Linked DNA regions of Homo sapiens: region 1 is linked to region 2. Evidence: read pairs that join two places in POLR2A ChIA-PET (ENCODE). Cell type or tissue: PC-3. All regions are shown on one strand. Each heading gives the region's core, and the rest is flanking DNA. Links, peaks and the distances in the headings are about the cores only.

Region 1 (6,416 bases), core at 745-5,744, 140 kb after region 2:
TGGGACTATAAGTGCACACCACCATGCCCAGGTAATTAAAAACATTTTTTTAGTAGAGACAAGGTCTTGCTATGTTGCCCAGGCTGGTCTTGAACTCCTGAGTTAAAGTGATCCTCCCAAAGTGCTGGGATTACAGGCATGAGCCACCAGGCCTGGCCAGCAATGTCTTTCTTAATGTGGCTTCTCTCAAAAGCAAATTCTGAGACAAAAGCTTGTATGCACTGACTTGGGGAGGTGACTGCAGGGCGTAGGGGCAGGGATCAGGGCGGGGAGTGGGGGAAGCAGGGAAAGAGGGGCGGCTAATAGAAAGGTTCATTACTGAGCTGGACAGTGCCGTGAGTAACTGGTGCTAGATTTTGCTGGGACCTCCTGGGGGGCCTTGTGCAATGCATCTCAGAACTGTCAACCTGGGGGATCAAAGAGGGAAGCATTTTTCTGTCAATACTCACTCCTCTAACTAAACAATATAAGAAGGAACATAATTTCCACTTAGTGTTTATAAATATGTAGTATACATAGTTCATAGCTGCATAGTATTTTGTTATAAAAGTGAGCCTATTCTTTTGTTAATGGACATTTAATTCACAGCCCTGGTTTTTATCAAGTTGCTATAAACATCGAAAGGGGCGTGACTTTGGTGAGGGGGTCAATACCAGGACTGAGGACTCCTGTTTTATCCCATTTCAAGACTTTGGCTGGGTGAGGTGGCTAATTCCTATAATCCCAGCATTTTGGGAGGCCGAGGTGGAAGGATCACTTGAGTCCAGGAGTTCAAGACCAGCCTAGGCAACATAGCAAGCTCTTGTCTCTAGAAATTATTTAAAACTTAGCTGGGCATGGTGGTGTGCACCTGTGGTCTCAGCTACTTGGGAGGCTGAACTGGAAGGCTGCTTGAGCCTGAGAAGTCGAGGCTGCAGTCAGCCGAAATTGTGCCACTGGACTCCAGCCTGGGCAACAGAGTGAGACCACCATCTCAAAAAAAAAAAAAAAAAAAAAAGAAGACTTTGGCACATTAAAAAATATAGCAATATTTCATCTTGCTAAAACAATTATTTCACACTAACCTATTCAGAACAAAAATAGAGAAGAGGTAAAAATAGTTTCTAAGTAGCCAAATAGATGACAGACAGTCATGCATTCCAGATGGAATGGGCAGTCCTGCCTGCAGCGTCACTCTGGTTTTGTCTTAAATCTCATACACTTCACTTGTAAGTATCTTGTATCTTTATTAGGATCTCACTTTACCTCATTTTACTTACAAGTTTAACTAGATTGGTATCCTAGTTACTATTTTCCATAGCAAAGGAGAAGAGGAAGGAAGTTGTTAAAGGAAGTCACACTGACAAAACCAAAATTTAAAAAGTGACCACTGACAACCACAGAGGAGGGAAAAACAAAACAAAATAAAACAACAGCAACAAAAACCTTTTAAAAATGACATAAATATGCAAAGAAGATTGGCATTCTATCTGCTCTACAGAACTGTAAAAAACTCTGAGGTTCACAGCCAGAAAGAATGGTTAAAATTGCACTCAGAGTACTCTCTAAGAGGCAAGGAAATGAATAATTTATTCCATGCTATTATATCTTTTCATGCAGTATTGACTCGGTATGATTATTCTTTTTCTGTAATATATTTTAGAGAGATTTCCCAATAAGTAGGTTTAAAATGATGAAAAAAGTTGATTCTCGCTTGAACCCAGGAGGCGGAGGTTGCACTGAGCCGAGATTGCTCCATTGCACTCCAGCCTGGGCAACAAGAGTGAAACTCCATCTCAAAAAAAAAAAAAAAAAAAAGTTGATTCTCAAAGCTCTAGGGAACTTCACTTTCCAAACAACCATTTTCCATGGACTTTTAGCCAAGAAATTTCCTCCAGCAAGACAGGTGGGGAGCCATGGGGAATGGCTTCTCTGCCCCTCTGCACGAGGGGGCGGTGTCTACCAGCCTCCTCCTCTAATTTAGGCCAGCGGTGTCCAGTCTCAGGAGGGCACTTTGACAATCACCTTCAGCCCTTGCGTGGTGATGGCTTCAATTGGGGAGGCAAATGTAGAGTCTTTCCTCTGCCTTCCTAGAAATTTCTGGACATGTTAGAGGTGAGCTAGAATGCAAAGGGTAAGAAAATAATCCTTTTTCAGGAAGAAAGGAATTTGAGAACTTCTTCTACAAAAACTATAAATAACACACGTGCCATTCATGCCTTGTGTAGTTTGTTTTATTATTAGTAAACAGTAATATCCCAGCAGTGACATCAGCTAACCAGAATATTACTTTGTGTGTGTGTGTTTGTGCACTCACGTGTGTGCAAGTGCTTGAATTTAGCTAATAGTGTGGGACAGATCCTTTTTTTGGCCTTGTTCGAGAATCTTGTAGTCCATGCACCAATCCTTATATCTCTAGTGTTATTACTGTTATTAACTCTGTCACTCCATTGTGTCCATTCACTGTCTTTTCTTCTTCTATTTGTCCTTTTTCTTTGTTTTACGTGCTATGATAGACACAATAATGACCCCCAAAAGGTGTCCATGTCCTCACAACCAGAGCCTGTAAATGTTATGTTACATGGCAAGGGGAATTAAGGTTGCAGATATACTTAAAATTGTTTATCAGCTGGCCTTAAAATAAGAAGATTATCCTGAGTCCTTAAGTGGATAAAGTAGAGGCAAAAGAGTTAGAAACAGAGAAATAGCATTGTGAGAAAGAACTGCTACTGATGAATTTGAAGATGGAACAAGGTCCCAAGCCAAGGAATGTGGCAGCTGCTAGATGCTGGAAAAGGCAGGAAAACAGATTCTCCCCTAGAAGCTCTAGGAAAGAACACAGCTCTGCTGACACCGTGGATTTAGCTCAGTGAGACCTATTTAGAACTAACCTCTAGAACTGTAAGACAACACATCTGTGTTGTTTTAAGCCACTAAGTTTGTAGTAATTTGTTATACCAGCAATAGGAAACTAATACACATGCTTATAAATTGCATTTAAGAAGTATTTTCCAGCTGGGTGCAGTGGCTCACGCCTATAATCCCAGCACTTTGGGAGGTTAAGGCGGGTGGATCACCTGAGGTCAGGAGTTCGAGACTAGCCTGGCCAACATGGTGAAACCCCGTCTCTACTAAAAATACAAAAATTAGCTGGGTGTGGTGGTGGGCACCTGTAATCCCAGCTACTTGGGAGGCTGAAGCAGGAGAATCACTTGAACCCGGGAGATGGAGGTTGCAGTGAGCTGAGATCACGCCACTGCACTCTAGCCGGGGCGACAGTGACTCTGTCTCAGAAGAAAAAAAAAAAAAAAGAAGTATTTGCCGCCAGATGTGGTGGCTGATGTCTGTAATCACAGCACTTTGGGAGGCCGAGGCTGGTGGATCACTTGAGGCCAGGAGTTCGAGACCAGCCTGGCCAACATGGGGAAACCCCCGTCTCTACTAAAAATTACGTAATAATTAGCCGGACGTGGTGGCACATGCCTGTACTCCCAGCTACTCGGGAGGCTGAGACATGAGAATCTGTTTGAACCCAGGAGGTGAAGGTTGCATTGAGCTGAGATCGTGCCACTGCACTCCAGGCTGGTCAACAGAGTGAGTCTCTATTTCAAAAAAAAAAAAAAGTATTTACTTTGTGCTTAACATTGTGCATGGGGGAAGATACAAAAGTAACGTAAATGTTGTGACACCTTCTCACAAGCTGTTGATATTTCAGAAGATGAAATAGGATTTTATTTCTGTTACATGCCATTAGCTATCATGTGATGCTCATAGTTGCCTAGGTAAATACTAATTCATCTAGTCATCTACATTTATTGATTGCCTTCTCTGTGCCAGGCATTGTGCATACAAAGATAAGCAAGATATAATGATGAACAAGATATGGTTACTTAATATAAACCAAGAAAATTCTTCATGTCCACTACCACCCAGTCAGCTTTTCCTGCAGTCTTCTCCCAATCACCCAATTCCTTAAACTCCAAATCTACAAAATAGAGCTGAGGTTTTCAACCAGTGGTGTCTGTGAGCGTCATTGCTGTGGTGGGCATTATGTGGCAGATAAAAATACAATACCTGGATCTGTCATAGTAAAATTGTGAAATGTTCAGAAAGAAATCACAATGAAAGTAGTATATATTAAAACTGTGGAAAGCAGCCAAAGTGGTATCTGAATAAATATGGAGCCACTCTCTTTTGTTGTTAATTTATTATTGTATCATATCATAATCAAACAACATGGTATCACCCATATGAAATCAAACATTTTTTAACTTGCTGAGATTTCTTTTGTGGCTTGTTTTTTTCTAAAATTTTCTCACTCTCTAAAGCAAGGTAAAGAATTATATAAGGAGCTTTTACAAAAAGATCTATAGCAGTAGTCTGCCAGAAAAAAAACTCAACAAGTTAAAAAATGTTTGATTTCATATAGGTGATATGTTGTTTGATTATGATGTAATACAATAATAAATTAACAACAAAAGAGAGTGGCTCCATATCTGTACATTTGGAGACTAACAAAGCACATCCCTATGTAATTCTCTGGATAAAGAGACAGTCAAAATAAAATTGTGAAATGTTCAGAATGAAACCACAATGAAAGTAGTATATATCAAAACTGCGGAAAGCAGCCAAAGAGGTATCCAGAAGGAAATTTGTAGGCTTGATTTTTTATTAGAAAATGAGAAAGATTCAAAATAAAGTACTCAACTCAAGATAGAAAAGGAACAACAAAAATAAATCCCAAAGAGTAAATGAATTTACAGCAGATTAAAGATAAAAGCAAAATTAATGAAGCAAAACAACCTTCATAGAATTGGTTAATAAAACCAAAAGTTTGTTTCTTGAAAAAGATGAAAAAAGCAAACAAACTTTGGTTGTGATAAACATACAGTATTAGCATTAGTGGTAGTAGCAGTAAGGAAGCATGTATATAATGCTCTGTGTCAGAGACATTCTTTACCCACCAGAGATGTGTGTGCATCCATACCTTTCCAGTCATTCTTGGTTGAGTTCGATGCTGGTGATTGAGCTACAAGAGGAGTGACACGTGCCATATCTGAACCAAACCATTTACAAGCCTGTGTGCAATCCTTCAGCTCCTGTCTTTCTCTGCAGCTATGATTTGGAAAGCCATGTGCTGAGACAGTGAAACCATTGGATGGATGCCTCCTGGTTTATTGAGTTCCCAAAGAGAGGACAGATGCTAGGGAGTGCCCAATTGCCATAGCACTCTGTGTGAGCAAGAAATTCAACTTTGTTAAGTCACTGGCTTTTTTTTTTTGTGAGATGGAGTCTTGCTTTGTCGCCCAGGCTGGAGTGCAGTGGCACGATCTCGGCTCACTGCAACATCTGCCTCCCAGGTTCAAGCGATTCTCCTGCCTCAGCCTCCTGAGGAACTGGGACTACAGGCATGTGCCACCATGGCCGGCTAATTTTTGTATTTTTAGTAGAGTTGGGGTTTCACTATGTTGCCAGGCTGGTCTCAAACTCCTGGCCTCAAGTGATCCACTTTGGGACGCCTTTGCCTCCTGAAGTGCTGAGATTATAGGCATGAGACCCCCCACTGGCCCTCACTGGCCCATGTTTTAATGTAGCATAGCCTCTCTTATCCTGATTAATTCATATTTTGTAAAATGTGTTCTTTCGAGAGTACCTCTCAGTTATTAGATAAATACCTATAACTTAACAATTTAATTTTAAAGTTAAAATGTAGGAAGAGAGTAGAAAAGGAAAGATAAGCCGAGCTCTTCAAAGTTCATTATTTTTCCTGTTTGTTGACAGGCAAACGTACTGAAGTCCCAATCAGTTACAAAGACCTAATAGGCCACATTATGCGCATCCACAAATACATATATACCTGCAAGTCTGTAGAAAAAAAAGAGTTTCCAGCCACCTCTTGTATTGTTTTCTGTTTAAAACATTTTTCTTAATTTGTTAATTCACTGTCACTTTAGAAAGATAGTAAGACGAAAGCATCAGCTCTTTCTAATCTCTTACTTCAATAAACTATCATTGTGCTTTATCACAATTCACTCATTACAGCATATTTCCATCAAAATAAGAGAATGAAAATAAAACAAAACCAATGTCTGTGCATCAAATTACCTGTAACTGAATTTGACCTGATTCTGATGCTAATTCTCATATTAAGAATGCAGTAGAGCAAGCCATTTATTAACATTTATTGAAATGCTAGTTATATGATATTCACACAGGAGTGGTTTAAAGTGTTAGTCATATTTCTAAAATTTACAAAACATTAAGCATGCAGTGGTTAAATGCATAGAGTCAGCTTGCCTGAGTTCATATCCCAACTCTATCACCTTAACAGCTAGGTGACTAGCTACGATTTAACCTACTTGAGCCTCAGTTTTCTCTTATGTAAAATTGGAATAACAATAGTAACTACCTCAAGAGGTTATGATGGGGACTACAAG
Region 2 (6,416 bases), core at 674-5,673:
GTCACCTTAGCGTTCTTCGTTCTTCGTAGGTCCATCTGCCTGCAGATATAAGCCTCGCCCTCCAACTTCTTCTGTCTCAGTAAATAGAGGGGATGTTTTTGCCTTCAGCTTTAGTCGTTGTTTTATTTCTCAGCTTGTTTAGAACCCAGAGAAAATAAAGTGAGAGGCTGTTTACTGGTGCTCCGTCACAGACCCTGACAGTATCGTAAGTAAATGAATGAAGCTTGTGGGGACAAGACAACAAGCAGGGGAGGGGACCGCGGCACACTGAGGGGAGACCATAATGTCCAAAGGAAGAGCCAGCTTGGCTCTAGCTCATTGCCATCTTGTGGGCATTTGGACCCATGTTTGCCAGATATTTCAAAATTTTCAAAGAAAGCCATTTCAAATAATTATCTTAATTTTACTATCTTGATTTTTATCTGACATCTTGCTATGGTTTGAATGTGTTCCCCCAAAAGGCATGCATTGGAAACTTAATCAGTGTTGGGAGGTGGGGCCTAATGGAGGTATTTAGGTCATAAGGCTCCACCCTCATGAATGGATTAATAATGATTATAAAAGGGCTTGAGGGTGCAAGTTTGAACTCTTGCTCTCTCTCACTCCTTCTTTGTGTTTCCTTCATGGGATAGCACAGCAAGAAGGTTCTCCCCAGATGCCAGCCCCTTGATCTTGGACGTTCTAGCCTCCAGAACCAGAAGTCAATAAATTTCTGCTCATTATAAATTACTCAGTCTTAGATAATTCTTTTTTTTTTTTTGAGATGGAGTCTCGCCCTGTCACCCAGGCTGGAATACAGTGGTGCGATCTTGGCTCACTGCAACCTCCACCTCCTGAGTTCAAGTGATTCTCCTGCCCCAGCCTCCGAAGTAGCTGGGATTACAGGTGCACGCCACTATGCCCAGCTAATTTTTGTATTTTTAGTAGAGACAGGGTTTCACTATGTTGGTCAGGCTGGTCTCAAACTCTTGACCTCGTGATCTGCCCGCCTTGGCCTCCCAAAGTGTTGGGATTACAGGCGTGAGCCACCTCGCCCAGCCGGTAATTCTTCTATAGCAGCACAAAATGGACTAAGATACATCTCCTTACTTTCAAATATTGACACTAAACTAAAAAACAAAACACCATGAGAGCCAAGTCTGCATGGGACACACAAAACACATCTGTAGGTCAAGGCTTTTTGGAGGCTGCCAGTCGGGGACACTGCCTCCATCCTGCCCTGGATCCTCAGCACTGCATCCTCTCTGGTCACATTAGCATGTAACTCCGCTCCCACTCCTGTACATACCACCAGGAAAACCTGAACTCAAAATGCCCTGTGTCACCTGGGAAGAGGCACTGCTCAAATACATGAGCTCTTGGAATTACAAGCTAGCACTTTCACTTGACTATTTACTATTCTCTTCTTGATGTTGTCTTTTGGTTTGACTTACTTAAAATGTACCTGCTTTTCTAATTACACACAAATTAACCTATAAATTATGAAAAGGCAAATGGCTTCATACCTTTTCTTGGAATCATCAAAAGATAAGACAGTCAATAGCTTCTTACCCAAACATGTACTATACCTGGGAATATTATTGAACCCTAGGTTAATGAAACACAAATAATGAAAGTAACTACAAATTCTTCAGCATCATTAACTCAAAGGTATCTAATAAGTTGAATTCGCATTTAAACACTTTTGGAGTGAGGTGGGCAATAATTTGATGTGATGTATTGTAACATTCATTCATTCATTCATTCATTCATTCATTCAACAAATAGTTGTCCAGCCGTTTCCAGCTGAAAGCCACAGATGTGACTCTAAAACCCAACAGAACACAAGTCTGGAAACTTCTCCCCTAGCTGCTGCTTCTATTTTGTTGTAGAACAAGAGCATCAGGCATGGCTGCAGTTGTCCAGGAGCTGTGATCAAAAATGCGATTTCATCAGCAAAATGAAAAATCCAAATGTAGCTATTTATGCTGCATATTCCCTCAAGGTAGCGCTGAGCAGTTGTCTTGTTTTTTCTCTCTGCAGTCAGGTCTTACGGAAATACTGAGAAGCTAGACAAGAACTTAAAAAAGACAGTGGTGAACACAGTTATACCAAGACTCTGTCTATGGTTGTCTTTCTTTAGCACCAGCTGGAGCTTTATTCCTTAAGGCTTTTTGAATATCCTTAAGCCAACTCCTTAGCTGTATGGTAGTGTCTTCAGGGCAGCCAGCCTCACCCTTGAGGGCACCCAGGGTCTGTGACTCACACAGAGAGTTGTGTAGTGATGATGCAAAAATACCTCTCCTGCAGGGTGTAAGTTGTTAGTGGAGTTTGGGTAGTTCAAAGCTTTCATTCTTCTGTTTGACTTAATCTTAAGAGTTATCTTGTGCCACTTACCCCTTGCTCCTGGCTGGTCAGTTGACAGTTTCTTCTGCCTGGGGGCTTTTGCAGTTTCTGTTCCCTTGCTTGAAATGCCATTCCCTTGGCTCTTCAAGTGGCTGTTTTCTTCTACTCTTTTAAATTTCCATTTAAATGTCACCTCTTCAGAGCCCTCTCCTTTCCCCAGCTCAAATGGCCTGCCCTTGTGTATTAATGGAGATAGGCTATATGCTACAATAGTGAATAAATTCCAAATGTCAGTGGTTAACATGACAAAGATTGATTTCTTGCTCATGTCACAATCCACTGTGAGTTGAGCAACTCTCCTCTAAGCAATGACTCAGGGATCCAGCTTCTCCAGTTTGCCCACCTCTGAGGGTGTGCAGATGGGGAAGAAAGGGCTTTTAGGCAGGGACATTACGGCCCACATCATACTGGCCAGGACCCAGGCATATGAGCAAATGGCCTCAAGTTATTTCGAAGGAGGGGTGAAAAACTAGTTTTCTTCTACATTGATTTTTTTTTTTTTTGAGATAGGGCCTCACTCTGTCACCCAGGCTAGAGTGCAGTGGTGCGATCATAGCTCACTGCAGCCTCGAATTCCTAGGCTCAAGTGATCCGGCTACCTTGACCTTCCAAATTGCTGGGATTAAAGGCGTGAGCCACCGCGTCCAGCCAGTTTTTGTTTTTTTTTTCTAATAAAAATTTTACTTTATTTTCTTTCTCCACTTTTGAAGAACAGATGAATTCACTTAATTTTCACAGCAAAGATAAATAGTAATATAATGATCATTTTACAGATAGGACATTGAGGCTCAGAAAGGCTAGGTGACTCACCCACGGTCACCCAGCTAAGCACTGAGGTTAGAATCCAGGACACCAGCCTCCAAAGCCCACTTTGAACACACTCTCTCTATACTGCTTTCACGTTAAAGATAACAAGAAAACTGATAATGTATCAGTTGTATATTTACAGTCAGTGATAGGAAGTCAGTGTTATAAGTATTCTTATTATTTAGTCCTTGAACAACAGTAACTCAGACAAAAGATAGTTTTGCCAAGAAGGCTAAGAAGCAGTGTAGACTAGTGGTTCTCAAAATATGGTCTGCAGTTTCTGGGAAACTCTAACACCTCTCTACAGCATCTATGAGATTGCAACTATTTTCGTAATAATACTAAGATGTTATTTGCCCTTTTCGTTCTCATTCTCCCATGAGTATACTGTGAAGTTTTCCAGGGGTTCCCTGATATGTGAGGATGTCACTGCTGTGATGTTAATCCATAATGGAGGTATGGCTGCTACCTTTACATAAAATAACAAATAGTTTATTATTTTAAGTTTTAACTTCTTAAAACTTAACATTTCTAACACAATAAATATGAATGGTTCTTGGGAGTCCTTAATAATTTTAAGGAGTGTAATAGATCCTGAGACCAAAAAATGTGAGAACTGCTGCTGGGTTAGACAGTGCAAGGAAATGTGTTTTCTGCTATCAGTTTAATCTCTAGTGTACAGCAATTAAGGATCTCAGTTAAAAAAAAAAAATATTTTAGGCTAGGCACGGTGGCTCGTGCTTGTGCTTTGGGAGGCTGAGGTGGGTGGATCACTTGAGTGTAGGAATTCAAGACCAGCCTGGGCAACACAGTGAGACACCATCTCTAAAAAGAAAAAAAAATCTTTAAAAATTCTGTCTCAATTTCTTTTTTTTTTTTTTTTTTGAGATGAGGTCTTGCTCTGCTGCCCAAGATGGCGTGCGAGGGTGCAATCTCGGCTCACTGCATTCTCCGCCTCCCGGGTTGAAGCAATTCTTCTACCTCAGCATCCTGAGTAGCTGGGATTACAGTGGTGCACCACCACGACCGGTTATTCTTTGCATTTTCAGTAGAGATGGGGTTTCACCATGTTGGCCAGGCTGGTCTCGAACTCCTGACCTCAGGTGATCCACCTGCCTCAGCCTCCCAAAGTGCTGGGATTACAGACGTGAGTCATAGTGCCTGGTCTTCAATTTCTTTTTCCCTTTTTTTTTTTTTTTTTGAGACGGAGTCTCACTCTGTCGCCCAGGCTGGTGTGCAGTGGCGCGATCTCGGCTCACTGCAAGCTCTGCCTCCCGGGTTCATGCCATTCTCCTGCCCCATACTCCCGACTAGCTGGAACCACAGGCGCCCGCCACCATGCCCGGCTAATTTTTTGTATTTTTAGTAGAGATGGGGTTTCACCGTTTTAGCCAGGATGGTCTCGATCTCCTGACCTCGTGATCCGCCCGCCTCAGCCTCCCAAAGTGCTGGGATTACAGGCGTGAGCCACCGCGCCTGGCCTCAATTTCTTTAAATTTTTTGAAGAACACTTTTAATACTACCTATATTATAACATTGAATAGGTCTGAGGAACTTACAGAATGTTTATATTCTGTCTACATCACTTCCTAAAAACAAAAAACATCCTTTTCACTGGGACTCTGGCTGTATGTATGTCACAGGCACTCCAGCGAGCTTAATCAAGAAAGGAAAATGTCTTGTCTGGTTACCCTGGGTTCCCATGGGACCTGAGAACCCAGGTGCAGCCAGGAAGGGCTCAGGACAAGAGAGGCATCAGGAAAACGGCAGCTGGCAGCTCAGCCCCAAGTTTCTGCTGGTGACTGCTCTCTGTAGAATGGTTTCTCCATCTATACCGCACAGTGAAGATGGCCCCATACAGGCATGGCTTTATATCTCTCCTTTGCTCAAGGGACCGGCCCAGACTGAATGTATTAGGATTGTTTTTCTTCTTCAGGATATGGAAAAAAAAAAAAAAAGCTGCTCAAATGACAGCTTAAGCTAATTAGGGAATTTAATGGCTCAAATAACTGAAAATTCCAGGACAGCTGGATCCAGGTGGTCAAACATCAACAGGAGGCAGCCTCTCTCTCCACCAGCGCCTTCACTGGCCACATTTGCTGCTAGTTTTGTTCTCTTGGGACCAGATGGCCAATAGGACCTCTAAATTTCTATCCTTCCCCAACAGGCTGGTTCTCTGAGAGTCTCAAGTCTCAGAATGGGTTCTGGTTAGGCCCAGCTTTGGTTACATGTTCACATCTCACCTACCTGTGGCCAGGTGGAAGGACTGTGTTCATATTGGCCAGGCCTGGGGCATGTGCCTGATCATGTAGTAAGGGCTGAGGATAGACCAGTCCAAACACATAACAGTATAAGCAAATGCTCTATAAAATGTGTTTGTTGGGCGCAATTCTAAGTAGATAAGTTAACTCATTTTAATCTCAGGTTATCTTTGTTGTTTACTCATACAATAATCACATTATCCCTATTTTATAGATGAGGACATTGAGACACAGGTTAATGCATTTCACCCAAGCCCTCACAGCTAATAAATTGCAGAGCTGAGTTGGTGCAGAACTTGCACTCCAGAAGCTGGGCTCCTGACCATCAGCAGAAGAGAACTGCTGCTACCAGGAAAATGAGAAATAGATGTTGGGCAGGCAGTAACAACAGATGTCTGATAGTCACTCTGCATTCTTTCTGCAGAGAGAATTATGTACCCAGCGTGGGGTTGGGTATCCACCCTGGCCTAAAAAGGGAACATGCCTGGGGGAACATAGGGATCAAGCTGTGCCAAGGTAGTAGCAAGGTGACTGCTTCTACTATGACCTTGGACATGGACTAGTTCCAGGAGACAGGAGGGACAAAGGCCTAAGTGTCCTTCTACCATTATTTTGCAGTCAGGCATCATAGGATTGGGAAAAGGACATTTCAATCATTCAGATAAAAGTAAAAAGCACTATTTTTTTTTTTTTTGAGACAGAGTTTCACTCGTTGCCCAGGCTGGAGTGCAATGGCGTGATCTTGGCTCACTGCAACCTCTGCCTACTGGGTTCAAGAGATTCTCCTGCCTCAGCCTCCCGAGTAGCTGGGATTACAGGCATGCGCCATCATGCCAGACTAATTTTGTATTTTTGGTAGAGATGGGGTTTCTCCATGTTGGTCAGGCTGGTCTCGAACTCCTGACCTCAGGTGATCCGTCCGCCTCGGCCTCCTAAAGTGCTAGGATTACAGGCGTGAGCCAC

What was found. Peaks named below come from ENCODE experiments on the same cell type or tissue, not always from the same donor. Only the 100,000 strongest peaks of a DNase experiment are listed, where the experiment ranks them.
Region 1: POLR2A ChIA-PET joins it to region 2 with 7 read pairs; 12 of 35 experiments call an interaction of 5 or more read pairs at or near these places.

The regions. Positions count from the first base shown.
Region 1 is chr2:207,494,145-207,500,560 of GRCh38, reverse strand. No RefSeq gene overlaps it. Among named protein-coding and RNA genes, the nearest start is that of CREB1, 33 kb to the left of the region's middle. In PC-3, for the core only: no CTCF peak of the experiment used is centred there; no DNase peak of the experiment used is centred there.
Region 2 is chr2:207,629,200-207,635,615 of GRCh38, reverse strand. No RefSeq gene overlaps it. Among named protein-coding and RNA genes, the nearest start is that of METTL21A, 7.0 kb to the right of the region's middle. In PC-3, for the core only: no CTCF peak of the experiment used is centred there; DNase peaks (open chromatin) are centred at 2,255 and 2,725; H3K4me3 peaks cover 907 bases; H3K27ac peaks cover 3,027 bases.